Regions from separate parts of the Homo sapiens genome. Here region 2 is linked to region 1. Evidence: chromatin contacts called from ENCODE Hi-C data. All regions are on one chromosome and are shown on one strand. Each heading gives the region's core, a stretch centred on a gene start or an enhancer-like site at or near the end of the contact. The rest is flanking DNA. Distances are from core to core; before and after follow the strand shown. Region 1 holds the start of PLCL1 (phospholipase C like 1 (inactive)). Region 2 holds the start of FTCDNL1 (formiminotransferase cyclodeaminase N-terminal like).

Region 1 (6,636 bases), core at 1,310-3,809:
ATGTGCTACTTTTCCAATAAAAACCTAACATAATAATTCACTTTATTTTCTAATATCTTTAATTTTAAAGGCCATTTACCAAATGTTAATTGCATTTACTATTAAATAGGGGAAAAATCAAGTTAATATTCTGTTGTCTCCCTCCTTTTTTGTCACAAAAAGAAACTTCAAAACAAAAGAGGCACCATTACTCAGCAATGACCCTTCTGAGAATATAAACCAGCATAGTACAATTCACAAGTGGCAAACTCAGTTGCAAGAATTTGTATATTCCTTATACTCCATTACTTTTGTTTTTTACAACATTATAGAGCCGTTTGCTCTTTATTGTCATATATTTTAAAGTCTCTTGCAGTGCCTGTTTTACACACACAGGACACCATGTAGTATCAATACAGTAGAATCCAAAATGTATGTGTTTCCTAATTGTGATGTTTTTTAAGTTTGAAAACAGTGTGCTTTCTGACCTGTGGGTTAAAAACAAAATAGTAATTTCCCTTTGTCCAAATTCACACCCAGAATAGAACACTCCTGTTACATAATCAAAAAGCCACAAAATAACAGAAACTACTACAAGCCATTTGTAATTACCACCCACTCTTCTTTATATATTATAGAAACCTCTCCACTGATTTTAAACTTCCATGTGTCAGTGTTGGGAAAAAGACTTTACTGGAGCCACATTCTGTGGTTAGTCTACCTAAGCTGGTGCTGGGAGCTTGCAACATGCGTGATGCACTGGTTACGCAGCTTAACCCTGAACAGAGCTTTTGAATATATTAGTGAACCCAATAAATTCAATAGTAAGTAAAAGTCCATCTTTCATTGTCATTGAGGGATGTGTGTGTGTGTATGTACACACACACATATATACTTACATATATACATACATACATATCGTTTTATACTGACTGCTCCACCAAAATCAATTTTAATCTGACATACATTTGATTGATTACTCACATGCATTTACACTGAGGCCCTTTTCCAGAGCCTGTGCGAGGGTTCTTTCCTAAATAACCTTACCCCAAAGTCATGCTCCCAAAAGAGGAAATCTCGAACAGAAGAAACAAGCCCCAAGTGGAAGGAAGATGGAAAGAGAAAGGGGAGGAAAGAGGTTTACAAATTCCTTGCCAAATGGATGGAGAGAAATTCTGTGAGGTGATTAGCGGGTCAGGAAGCGTTTTCCCTGGATGTGGTGGTAACCACAAGGACCAGTGATAATGCTTGGGGGATTGATTGCTTTCCGGTTGTGCTTTCTGCAGCGCAAAAACTCTGGGCTCTTGCATTGCTCTTTACTGTGATGCAGGGTCCACTTAAAACTCTGCCTCCCTACCGGGAAAGTTCACACATCTTGGGATTTCGGGATCATTTAAGTCTAGAGGGATTCTTTTTTTACACTTGAGAGTAAGCTGTGCATTTTCTTCATTGTATGGGAAAAGCTAACCCTTCATTGGAAAGCAATGCACAACCATCCGGTGGGTCTGCATTTATCCAGAGTTCTCCCTTCCTCCCTCCATCAACGGTTTAGTGAAGCTTGCAGAGAAAATGAGGGAAAGCATCCATCAGAACGCAAAGACGCAGAGCGGAACTTTTCCTCTGCCGTCAGTGGGGAGAAAAAGTCACTTGTGCGTCTCGTGGCTGACAGCTGAGTCTGGGAACCTCCGGATAAGGAAGGAAGGTTTGGCGTTGAAGGAGGTGGGAGAAAACAATGCTGAGCCCGGATGCCTCCGGACACCGCACATCCTGCCCGGGTCCCTGACCCACCCATCACCCACAGCCACGCTCCCGGTGCGGCGCGGCTTTGCTTACCTTGATGATGCTGCTGCGCCGGGGGGTCGCCCGTGCTGCCTCCAGGAGGCCCGCCTCGCTGTCCGCTGGGGTCCCCGCGGCGCCTGGCAGTGCGACCCCGCTGCGACGGTCCCTCATCCGGCCCCCAGAGGCCGCCGTCACGCAGTCCCCGGCGGCATCCGGGCCCACTCGGGGGTCGTCTTCGCCCCCCGCCGCGTCGGGCGGCGCCGGATCCTCCCTGCCGGCCGCGCCCTCGGCCATGGCCTGGAGCGTTTAGGGCTCCCCGGGGGAAAGCGGGACGCCCGGCAGCGGAGTCCAGCCGCTAGGCACCGGTGCGCTCCTGCACCGGGAGGCGGCCCCGCCAGACTTTGTTTCACCGCCCAGCGGCGGCAGTGGCGGCGGCGGCGGCGGCGGCGGCAACTTTCTGGAGAGGGGACATCGCTCGGGCAGAGACGTCCTCGGGCTTCGGTCTAGGAGGCTAGCAGTCCGGCGGGGGACGGTGGCGGGAGTGGGGAGGCGATGTGAGCGGGAGGCAGAAGGAGAGGCGAAAAAGAGAGGGAGGTATCCGAAATGTGATGCAAACGCCGGCCCTGCGCCAGACAAAAGGCACCGGGCGCCCAGCCAGGCGGCCTCTGGAGCCCGGACGCCGGCGGCCCGATAGGGGCCAGAGCCGGGCGACTGCGGCCGGGCGCACCCGCCACCTGCCCGCGGACTGCGGCGCAGCGGTCCCAGGAAGTGCGGCGGCGGCGGCGGCCTCCACTCAGCTCTGTTGTGACAGGGAGGGAGACTTGTTTTGACAGCCCTTGGGGATTGGCAGGCGTCTGGGCCTCTTAGGAGCCTCGCCTCGCCGAGGGGGCTCGGCCCGACCAATCCTCACTGCGGAGGGGTGTGCCCGAGCGCGAAGAATGGAATGTGTTCTGCAACTGGGAGCCGGCCCAGCGGGGCTAATGTACTCGAGCCAGGGTGTACCCGCGCGCGCGCGTGTGCAAACCCGGAGGCGCTCCGTGTATATTTTAGGAAGTTTAGATTTGCGAAATGAGCCTGAGATGCAACAAAAATCCAGGTTGGGTGAAGGAGAGGGGAGAAAGAAACCTTCTTCTGCCAAACAAAGCAATTTGGAGGAAAGTGGGTATTGAGTATGAATGTCTAAGCGTTTGGGGTGACGGGGTGAAGCTTTGCGTGGTCACAGGTTAATTGCAGGCTCTCAGGCCAATTCTTAGAAGTCAAGTCCATGCAGAGATAAACTAGGGTTTACTGGGATCTTGGGGTTCCATAATTTGCTTCAGGTTCCAGGAAAGGATTCTAAGGTCATTCTGCAGTGTGAGTAAATATAACAAGGAAAGGGAGTCAGTGAAAGAGATGAGGGTGAAAGGAAACTGAACCAACTAAATCCCTCCGAAGACTGACTCTTAAAAAGCACAGATATAATCCAAGTCAGATAAATGCAGGTGGGGAGTTTAGTCTCTATCCTAAAACATTCCTATTTGACAATGGTTCAGCCTCCTTTCTCTATATAATCCTATATAAAAACATATTTTGCTCATTTCCAGTAAGCTAGCAACCAAGAAGGGAGAGATCTTTGGATGATGAGTTAAGTCACTGAAATTATCCACAGAATGCTCAGATGCAAACCATGGTCCTAAGGCTCCCTGGTAAGACAAAAGACTTGGCATTTTAATTTTAAACTCCTTTGATATTAGAATCTATATTAAACCTCACTTATAACATTACATTTTATCTTATTAATAATTTAATAATTTGAGATTTTACTTGTTCCTTAGTCTGGCTAACAGCATGAGAAATTATTCAGCATTTTAGACCAACAATTTGGTTTGAATCTCATAATTTTAGAGATATATGGGGATTTAGGGATCAACTAGGACATCATTTTTGTTTTACGGTTGAGACAAAGGCCCAGGGAGTCTTGTCTACTAGTTAGTGCAGGAGCCAAAATTAGAATCAGCCACCCAACTCCTCCGATAATCTCTTCACTACTTTATCTGTCTCCTCTGGGCTACAACCAGCCAGAACTGGCAGGGGCACTTGGGAGGTTTCAGATTTGACATTTATCAACTACTAGGGAATACTGAGAAGGCTTGACTTTGCCTTTTCTTTAAACATAAATGCAGCCTAGTAATGAATGTACTGTAGAGAGTAGCAGTGACCTCTGGTTTTAGAACCAACACCACCCTCTAGTGAGATTCTGAGAACTGCATCCATAACAGCAAAGGCTTCTTTTTCCCCCTCATCTTTAAAAGACAGGAGGGGTAACCCAACAAAAGTTTCCTTTTCAACAGGTATGCCTTTACAACGCACAGACTAGAGGAAGAAAATAAAGTGTACCCAGACTTAAAACAACCATACATGTCTTCCATCTCCTTTAGTTCAGGGAATTCCTGTCTATGCTATATAGGAAATATTTTTAATTGCTATCCTCAGAAATATATCTTATTTTAGGCTATCATTTTTTTCTTTGATATTCAACTATTATTACATTTGACTTCTGTCATTTACAGTTGTCAGTGCTTCATTTTTCTTTGTTACTCTAATAAAAGTCCCATTCTTCGGTTGTCCTCTGAAAAATGTAAAACTGCCTTTATCTCACTCATTATCTTGTTATAGGATATTAATGTCATTTATAAGTTCCTCATCCTACAGATTTGTGTACCATTATGATAATAATTTATTTTTACAAATTTTAAAATTAGCATCACTTTATTAACAAACATTCAAGGTCAGTGATTTAAAAAAAAACAGAGGCCAGAAAGTACAGCATATAACTTGCAAAATGTTGTATCTTTCAACTAGACAATGTCTAGTTGGACTCTTTTCTCTTCCTTGGCATCCTTCCCTCTCACCCTCATGTGAAAGTGCACACACACACACACACACACCCCTCTGATTCCTTTGCTCTGAGCCTCTATCCGTAAAGATTGTTGTCTAAATTACTCTGCTTTGATAAACTAGTTGGACCCTAATCTAGCAAGTCGTTTATATTGTTGTGTTCCAGCATAAGCTCAGAAGGCTTTTCCTGATACTCATGTTTGCAATTGAAAAAAAAAAAACCCCTCCTATGTACTTGCTCCTAGCCAGGAGCAGATTCTGCTTTGTGGACCCACTTCAAAAACTGAAAGAGACTAGCTAGTTTCAGTTAAGTCAGCAGCCATGGGCACATTCCTACCCCTGCATTAACAGTCCCTCTTTCCAAATAGCTGTCACCTACAATTCTTGCCTCCCAACCTTTTACCAAGTCATGGTGACAATTGCTAGATTGGCAGATTGGAATTTGGGGGTGAGCAGGGGTAGGAAGGTAAGATATGAATAATAGTAACGAGCAGGAAATTCAAATGTTACTACGTCAGAAAGGACTCTCTAACTACAAATCTCAAGTTGCCCCTACAAGCCTCAGTACATGTCAGTCATATTGTGTTTTGTCTTCTCACAGGATTTTATCACTGTGAACAAACTGTCTTTTCCGTGGAATTGTTTACTTACATATTCTGTTTTACTTTCCCCCTATCTCTGCTTCACTGAAATGTAGAATGCCATCTCCATGTGCCTAAAGACCTTGCGATTTTATTCATTGCTGTATCTCCAGCTCCCAGAACTATGTCTGGAACAGAGTAAGTGCTCAATAAATATTTATGGACAGAGGACTTTTGCAGTCCTGTGACTAAATAAAATAATCAATCTGATAAAGAAAAATGGTTCTGTCACTGTCTGCATGGTAGAACTTCTCATCCTCAAGGATCCTAGAATTCCATTTTAGAGCAGAAATCAGAACAGATCCACACCAAGCAGCTACAAATCTCAGAAGAAGGGCACTTATTAATTGGAATGACTTGAAATCTAGAATTAGACTGAAATACAACCAATAAGAACTAAGCAAGTTCTAGCAGTCCTGAAAATACCTAGACCAGACTAAAAGACTAGATATGTCAATATAGTCCTTCCAGCCAGGGAAGTCCAGAACCCTGGGCCTGAGAAAAAACCAGTGAGAATATTAAGACTTTCCATATACTACCAGGAAGTCATAGTGGGGGGAAAAGAACTATCTCTTTGATAACTGCTTTCTATGTACCAGATAATCCTCTCTGCAGTATTCTGATCTCCACTTCACAGATAAGAAAACTGGGGATCAAAAGGGTCAAGTAGCTTGCTTGAAGTTAGAGCCAACTAGGAAGTGAAAGAACCAGCATTTGAGGCAATGTTAGTGACTTCAAAGCCTGCATTCTTCCTGCTACCCAAAGCTCTCATAAGATACAAGTCCAGTAGCTGTCCTGGAGAATGAAGAGCCACTCCTTCAGATCTGGGACCACTCATATTAACCATGACAACCTCCTCTCTCAACATCAACATGACCTTTATGTCATCAGCATGGACCACCAGTATGACTGATTCATTAGTGCATGAGGAAACACATTTATCATCTCATTCACATATGTGTAAGAAAAATATTTTTATATTGAGACAGGTCTCCTAATAAGTTAAAGGACGCATTGCACGTAATCAAAGAAGAGGACATACAGCATTTTCAGTTAAGTTGCATGCATCTTTACATTCAGTCATAGCCCTCCCCAATATACATGGTGATCATTTTGTTTTGCTAGCTCAAGAAAACAGAATTTGTAGGGTAATTTGTAGAGTGAATATTATAGTAGAGTAAATACATACAAGTCAATAAAAGATAAGCAAAACTTGATATATGACCTCTTTGAAATTCAAGTTTTTTCTTGAAAGTTTTTGTCACTTATATTAGGAATTAAGAAATTTCAGTAACTAAAACATAAAAATCAACTAATCTTATTTCAAAGAACAAGTAAAGTGTGCTCCATTATAACAGTC
Region 2 (6,636 bases), core at 1,388-3,887, 2.0 Mb before region 1:
ATGCAGGCAGGGCGGAGTGGCACAGTTTCCTCTCAGGCCTACAATCAGAAACAGGTTGGCACAAGCGGACAATCCCAGGGCCAGGATCAGGGTGAGGTCAGTGAGGCTGAGTTGAGAGGCAAGTGCAGGGTCGGATCCTGTCTTTACTTAAGATTTTGATATTTTGTTCACCACATTTCTTTTCTGCATTAATTTTTATTTTAAAAAATGTCGCATCCCTGAGTTTTTTGGCACCTACTTACATTTTGTGCCCAGGGTGAACGCCTCACTGACCTTACCTTCATCCTGGCCCTGCTCAACCAACACCTGGGCTGTGGGCTCAGGTAGATCTGTGAGGCCACAGTGAGCACAGCCTCTCCCTTTTACCCTCTTCAGCTCAGTTGGGTCAGGAAAGTCTCCTACAAGAACTAAGTTCTCCCTGCTTGCAAAAACGAAAACAAAGGGTAAAGAAAAGTGTCCTCTTTGTCTAACAGGAAGCCAATGGGAGTGTTACAGAACAGCAGTTGTCGTAGATAGAACTGACCCATGGGAGTTTCAGTTGCTCTATTCCAGGGCTTATATCTTTCTGGACAGGAACCATAATGAGCAAAAGAACTAATGCCCACAAGGTGAATTTAGCAGAAGAATCAAGGAGTCAGAATAATACATTAATTCAAAAAGTAGGAAGACTCCCTCCAAAGAATGCTAAGTTAAATAAAAATGAGAGACTTAAGATGCACACAGAAATGTGACATAAAGCTCTTTTATGTAGTGAAATGGGCAGGAGTACATGCGGTACACCTAAAGTAACCGATGGTAACTTTCCATTCTTGAAGAGAACAAAATAATACTTTCAATCGTATCGCTAAACTTCTCATGGGACAGGTTGGTATGTGTCTCCTTGTATTTTCCAAAAATACATGCTTACCCTCCTCAGGCAGGGGCCGGATGCTGCCCCCCACAAAGAACACTGGGGCCCTGCTTTCTCTCCATTTGGGTTTGAAGTGAGTAGAGTGGAGAAAGGGATGCTTTCAGAAATGTTATCTTACTTAATGCCCCCATAGCCTGTAGCTCCGTAAGGAACAGTCTCTCGGGAGAAAGAGAGGATTAGGAGCTGTGGGGGGAAAAGCTTTCCTTCTGGCAGTTTCTACAGCTAGAACCATGAAGCCCCCAGGTGTCACACTGTTTTCTCTGGAGAAATATTATAAGATTAGATGTAATGTTATTACGCTGTCTCATTTGGCAAGTAGTATCATTATCCGATTGTTTGGAAAGGTGAAATACAGGGGATTCTGGTTCTTTGCCCTACCATGGAAGGAACATTTGGACACCACATTACTTTTTTTGGAAAACGGAAGCTAAAGCTAGAGGCCAAAAAAGCTCTCAAAAGAGAAGATGAAGAAAGTTAGGAATATTGGTCTGATTAAAAAGCTCTCAAAATTATCTAGTGAATGCTGACATTAGATAGGTATTGGTCTTTAGGTAATAACATGGGTATGTATCTACTTTATGCACTTCTATGCAGATTTAGTAGAAAAAAATACCTAAATATATATTTAATTCCATAGGATCCCAGTGCATTTTGAGGATTTAAACAGATAAGCCAACCTCAAAGGGACTGATTCTTGCAACTAAAACACAGACACCTCTGGGGTGAAATGTGGCAACAGTTTGACAGGCATAGCAGTAGCTTAGGCCAGAAAGGATTTATCCAATTAAAATTATGGGATGAATTTTGGCTGGCAGAATGTAATTACCAGCCTTGGAATGGATCCAGGATCCTGAGGTTAACACCCCTCCTCTTGCCAACAACCCTCCTACCTGCCAACACTCCGAGATGGAGAAGGCTGGATCTGACATAATCGCACATAATACTGTTGTGACATCTAAGTACAATGATGATGATGTGAGAAGCATCATGAACCTGATTTTTTTTAACACTCATTATGTTACTTATTTTTATGCCACATTAGGCTAGAAACCAAATGTCCACATAAATGTTAATTTCCTCAAATCTGTGTTTAAAAATTATAATTAGAAAATAAAAAATAGATTTAAAAATTAATTTATTCCGTCAAAGTAGTTATTTAGTGATTATTTCACTACAGGAACAAAATTGGATCAAAATGGTGACATTTAATCCTTGCTACACGAAAAAAAAAAAAGCAGGTCCTGATTTTTTGGAAGCGAAATGTGTTTTCAAGGTTGAGTGGCCTAGAAAAAAAGGAAATGCGGAAGCCTGATTCATATTCGTTGTAACTTTGACTAAATGGGTATGCGCAAGGACTGCTTTTGTCCCGGGGTGGGTCCAGTTCACAGTCACGGGGGGCACTAATCCTCCAGGAGGGGATTTACCAGAAGGGTGTGTGTGAGTGCGTGTGTCCCTTCCAAGGAAACGAGAGAAGAGCCCCCTGCTGGTGCATGATCAATAGGCAAAGACCTGATCATTAGATGCCAATGCCCCTTTAAAGTCATTAATTGACTAGAGAATTGTGGAGGGTCTGGCGATACGGAAGAGCAAACGAAAAGGCAACACTGATAAAAATCTGAAGCGTTCAAGGACGCCAGGCACGTGGTGCCGGGTCAGGGAGGGAGAGGCAGAGCCAGCCCGGTCGGTGTGCGGCTGGGGTGGGGCGCGCTCCGGGCGTCCGGGAGGCGGAGCCGGCGGCAGACGCTGCGCGCGGGCCACGCGCGGCGGCGGAGGCTGCGCGCGGGCCACGCGCGGCGGCGACTTGGGCTGGGCGGTCGCCCTGCCCCACCGCCCTTCGGCGCTCGCAGGTCCGCTCCCCTCCCAAACCGCAGAGCGGCAGGCGCGGCCGCTGGTTCGAGAGCTCGGCCGGGGCAGCGCAGCCGCCGGCTGCCCCTCGCTCCCAGGCGCCACAACCCCGCGCCCTCGCCGCTGCTGCGTCCCGCGAGACCTGTGGGGAGGCCGGGAGTCACTTCGGGTTCCCTTTCAGCCCACGTGGTCCTGGGACACTCCACCCAGGAACCTAGTCGGCACCGCGCAGGGAATCCCAGCAGCGGGGTTCTGGCCCCAGCACGCGTTGCGGCAGCCTGGCGAGCGTCCTTGCGGCCTCCAAGTGCCGGTGGGGTGCGTGCGCAGGGGGCAGGTGAACTGCTGCACTTTGCACTTGCTAGGCTAGGTTCTCCGCGGGTGGGGAGGCGCGGGGGCGGGGGACGGCCGAGTGTTTAATCTATCACCAGAGGTCATCCAATGGTAATTGAAGGATGAGCTGGGAGGACTAGGATCTCCCTGTCCCAAACACAGAGTGTTTTGGGGGGCTTGCGTTTGGGTCACTTTCTGAGCCTGGTACTGCCGCTCATTTCAGCTTCGCTGTGAAGGTGAATTTTTCTAACACCATCTTTGTGTGATTTAGCTGTCCACAGGGAATCAAAATGTGGAATGAGAGGATGAAACTAATCCTTTCTTTTGCACTGTTAGGGGTTGCCATAAACACCATTTGTTAAAAAGCATAATTATGTTGGGAAAGTGCCTGATGAGACAATTAAGCTGCATAAACACACTGAAAACAAATGAAAACCAGAAGACGCCCACACCCCTTGTGTAAAGCAATTTTTTGTTTACATAGAAACGAGAGGTCTGGGTTGCTTTATTACAACAATGTTATTAATATCTAGAAAAACCTAATGACAGAATTTTTATGAATTTTCAGTGATGAGATGATGGACATGATATGAAAACCTGCCTGCAAACCTGAGCTAGCTACGAAGCCTGAGCTCTCTCTAGGTTAAGATGATTAGGCCAACGAATGATCCTGGCGAACAAGCCAGTGGATTTATTGAGGGAGAGCACCATTATTTGCACCAGAGCACTTTTAGCTTAAACTCTAAAGTTTAACGCGTGTCTCAGAGTTAGACCACTGTGGTTGGTATCCCTCACACAGGGAACAGTGGTTGGTATCCCTCACACAGGGAACATTACCTGTCAGAAAAAGACCCTCATTAAATATTTGTTGAATGAATTCATGAGGGCCTCATCTATTTTTAGTTATGGTATTTAAAAGAGACCAAAGTTATGAGGTCCTGAACTTGAAGAGGGAAATTATTTTCTTATTATTTTAAGATGTTTTAATTCCTTTAGATCATGAATATCATTTGAAGTATGGAAAGATGTGTCAAAAATGCTATTCTAGAGTACTAAAAAGTATCAAAGCAACCTCCAAAACCTGTATAATTAATTTTCAACAAAAATCACATTTTTGATATTATTGAATAATATGTATCAGAATATGTATCATCTTTCAAGTTACAGAATTTTGTAAAAAGACTTTAAACTGATTTAGAAACTTTGGTGGAACAAGGAGGAACTTAGACAATTGTCATGTAAACCATCCAAATGGCTTCCTTATTTATTTGTATAATGTCCATGGCATGGCCTGTAGACACTTTCATTTTTGCTGCAAGAATTTCTTTTATAAGAATCCACATATTAAATAATCTTCCTCATTTTCTTTTTCTGCATTTCCCCACTAAGTCTAGTTTAACAACAAAAAAAACATACCTGTTTGTAAAATAGTACAGACCTTGAAAACAGGGATAAGGCTAAGGAAAACTATGCTTAAAATGGGATAACATACTTTAATGAAAAACTTTCACTTACATGATGAAATTCACGCTGAGGACCCTGCCAGGTATTTTCCAGTGTCGTTACAAGGTTTATATGTATGTGACCATGTACACATGGTTTCTTATTTTAGTCAATCTGGAGATTTTATGCTTTAGAATTTTTCTAGGAATGAAATAGTAAAGTGCTCATATTATGACTGCTTCGTTTCCAAAAAGTTATGATTTTTTTATAGTTAAAACATGAAAATATGAATCAACTCTAGAGACACATAAAAATTTTTCTCCTATTCCAGAAAAATCATGTCTTCTTCCAGAGTGGGGCTCCGTTTGGCTGCCTGTTTACTAAACGTTTCAGAAGCCGGAAGAAAATACATTGTTGAGAACATAGCAAAAGCAGCTCTTCTTGACAAAAATGGTAGGAAAAACAGACAATTGAAGCTGAATATTATAGTGTTTTGATAATTTAGTAATTTTTGTACTGTGCACACTGTATCTACAGAACACTTTTCTTTCTTTCTTCCTGAATTTTCCTCCTTGCTCTTGAGCTGTTGCAGCTCTGCGCAACTCCAGGATACTGAGATAGCTCAGTTACTCAGATGTGCACATATGCTCTTTTCCAAATGTCTGCATACGCTCAGCAGCGCAGCTCTTAACATTTGCGTGTGAATCTCTGAGATGCGTGTTGTTCAGGATATTGACAGGCTCCTGGGGAGGATGTATTTACATAAAAGTATAATGTTTCCCTCATGGGTCGTTTATTTGATCATTAATAGAATGAGCATAATCGTACCTTATGCTTTTTATTGAGCAGATTAAATGAAAAATAAACTTGCCAAATACCAACTACTTTTCCCAGCACTCCTGCCAGCAAAGCCCATGCAATCATTACAGTATTATTATTTCTACCCTCTTTTCTCTGTATAGACACTGTTAGGCAAGTGCATTTAAATGATGCGCTTAAGATCACTCAGCAATTTGGTGACAGAAGACTGGAACTCATGCCTCCTTATTCCCTCGGCCAGTATTACTATGAAAGATACTGCTCTTTAAAAAACATTTCATTTTTTAAAATGTTCCTGTGGTGACACATGGTTAGGTATTATTTGTCTTTACTTTGACACACACACTAATACACACAACAGTGTATACAATCATTTAAATAGAATGCTGTTATTAAATCAATAACTTTTTGGCAACAGGTGAAACCAACCCTAAAGCATTTCAGACAGTAAATTTTAATTTCCGATTGTCATTTTTAATGTGGTTACTGCTTTTCATAAGAAAGAAGTGTTTTCCCCCAACCCATCTTAACTGTGAGCACATTTAAGTTACTGTCTTGCAACTTTGCAGGAGCTAGAAATGTCTATGAAAATTCCTGATAATTGCTGATAAGAAAACTTCTTTGGAGTTGGTATGCAGCTGTGATTTTGCATGCTTTTTGTGGAAAGAGCCAGCTCGGGCTCTTCATTGTCAGAAACAGTACATCTAATGGGATTGGGTTGCCTGTCTCTGTGATTAAGTGAATGTGCAGAGACATTTGTGGAAGACACACACTGATGGATGCCTGGGTCTCAACTCACAGTTTTTATCAGCTTATTAGTGGCAGCAGCTCAAATGGAATTATAGCTATTATACTCCATTACAAATACCAAACAATTTACTTCTGCTGAGATTCACACTGACAGCTCCTCTTGCCAGCAGTAATTTCTTTTCTATATGCATGCTTAAGAAATTGCAGGAGAGTGTTTTATTCTTTCAGCATTTGATTCAATTGAATCATATGAAACTGAGAATAAAAGCTTTTCAGGAGAAGATTTAGGATGAAAAAAATTACATCATATCTCGTTTCTTCCAGGAGTTAGAGTATGTTGAAAAACTATATAAAATAGGAAGTTGCATGATCTTCTTCTTACTTCATCTTTTGTAGTTTTCAAAATGCAAGGAAGGTAGCACTAGTTAAGAAAATGAACCTTTTTTTTTTACAAATATTTTAAAGGCATTTATTTTTAAGTGAGTGGAATAAAACCATATAAACTGTATTTTTTTTTTCTAATTAAGCAATGTGAGCAC

Evidence for each region. A loop is a pair of places that touch in the nucleus more often than their neighbours do. Pooled maps may share reads with other maps.
Region 2: a pooled map shows a loop between it and region 1 (4-fold over the local background). The contact joins the promoter of FTCDNL1 here to the promoter of PLCL1 in region 1. A Hi-C loop is called at or near these places in 4 of 50 pooled maps.

The regions. Positions count from the first base shown.
Region 1 is chr2:197,800,516-197,807,151 of GRCh38, reverse strand. PLCL1 (phospholipase C like 1 (inactive)) reads right to left here and starts at 2,559. Exons shown (of 6, transcript NM_006226.4): 1 at 1,813-2,559. The coding sequence starts at 2,052. LOC105373828 (a long non-coding RNA gene) reads left to right here and starts at 2,606. Exons shown (of 4, transcript XR_001739850.3): 1 at 2,606-3,443; 2 at 5,333-5,414; 3 at 6,266-6,328. RefSeq lists a silencer at 2,383-2,512.
Region 2 is chr2:199,847,193-199,853,828 of GRCh38, reverse strand. FTCDNL1 (formiminotransferase cyclodeaminase N-terminal like) reads left to right here and starts at 2,637. Exons shown (of 5, transcript NM_001363886.2): 1 at 2,637-3,089; 2 at 4,860-4,981. The coding sequence starts at 4,867. RefSeq lists an enhancer at 2,171-2,745 and a silencer at 2,577-2,856.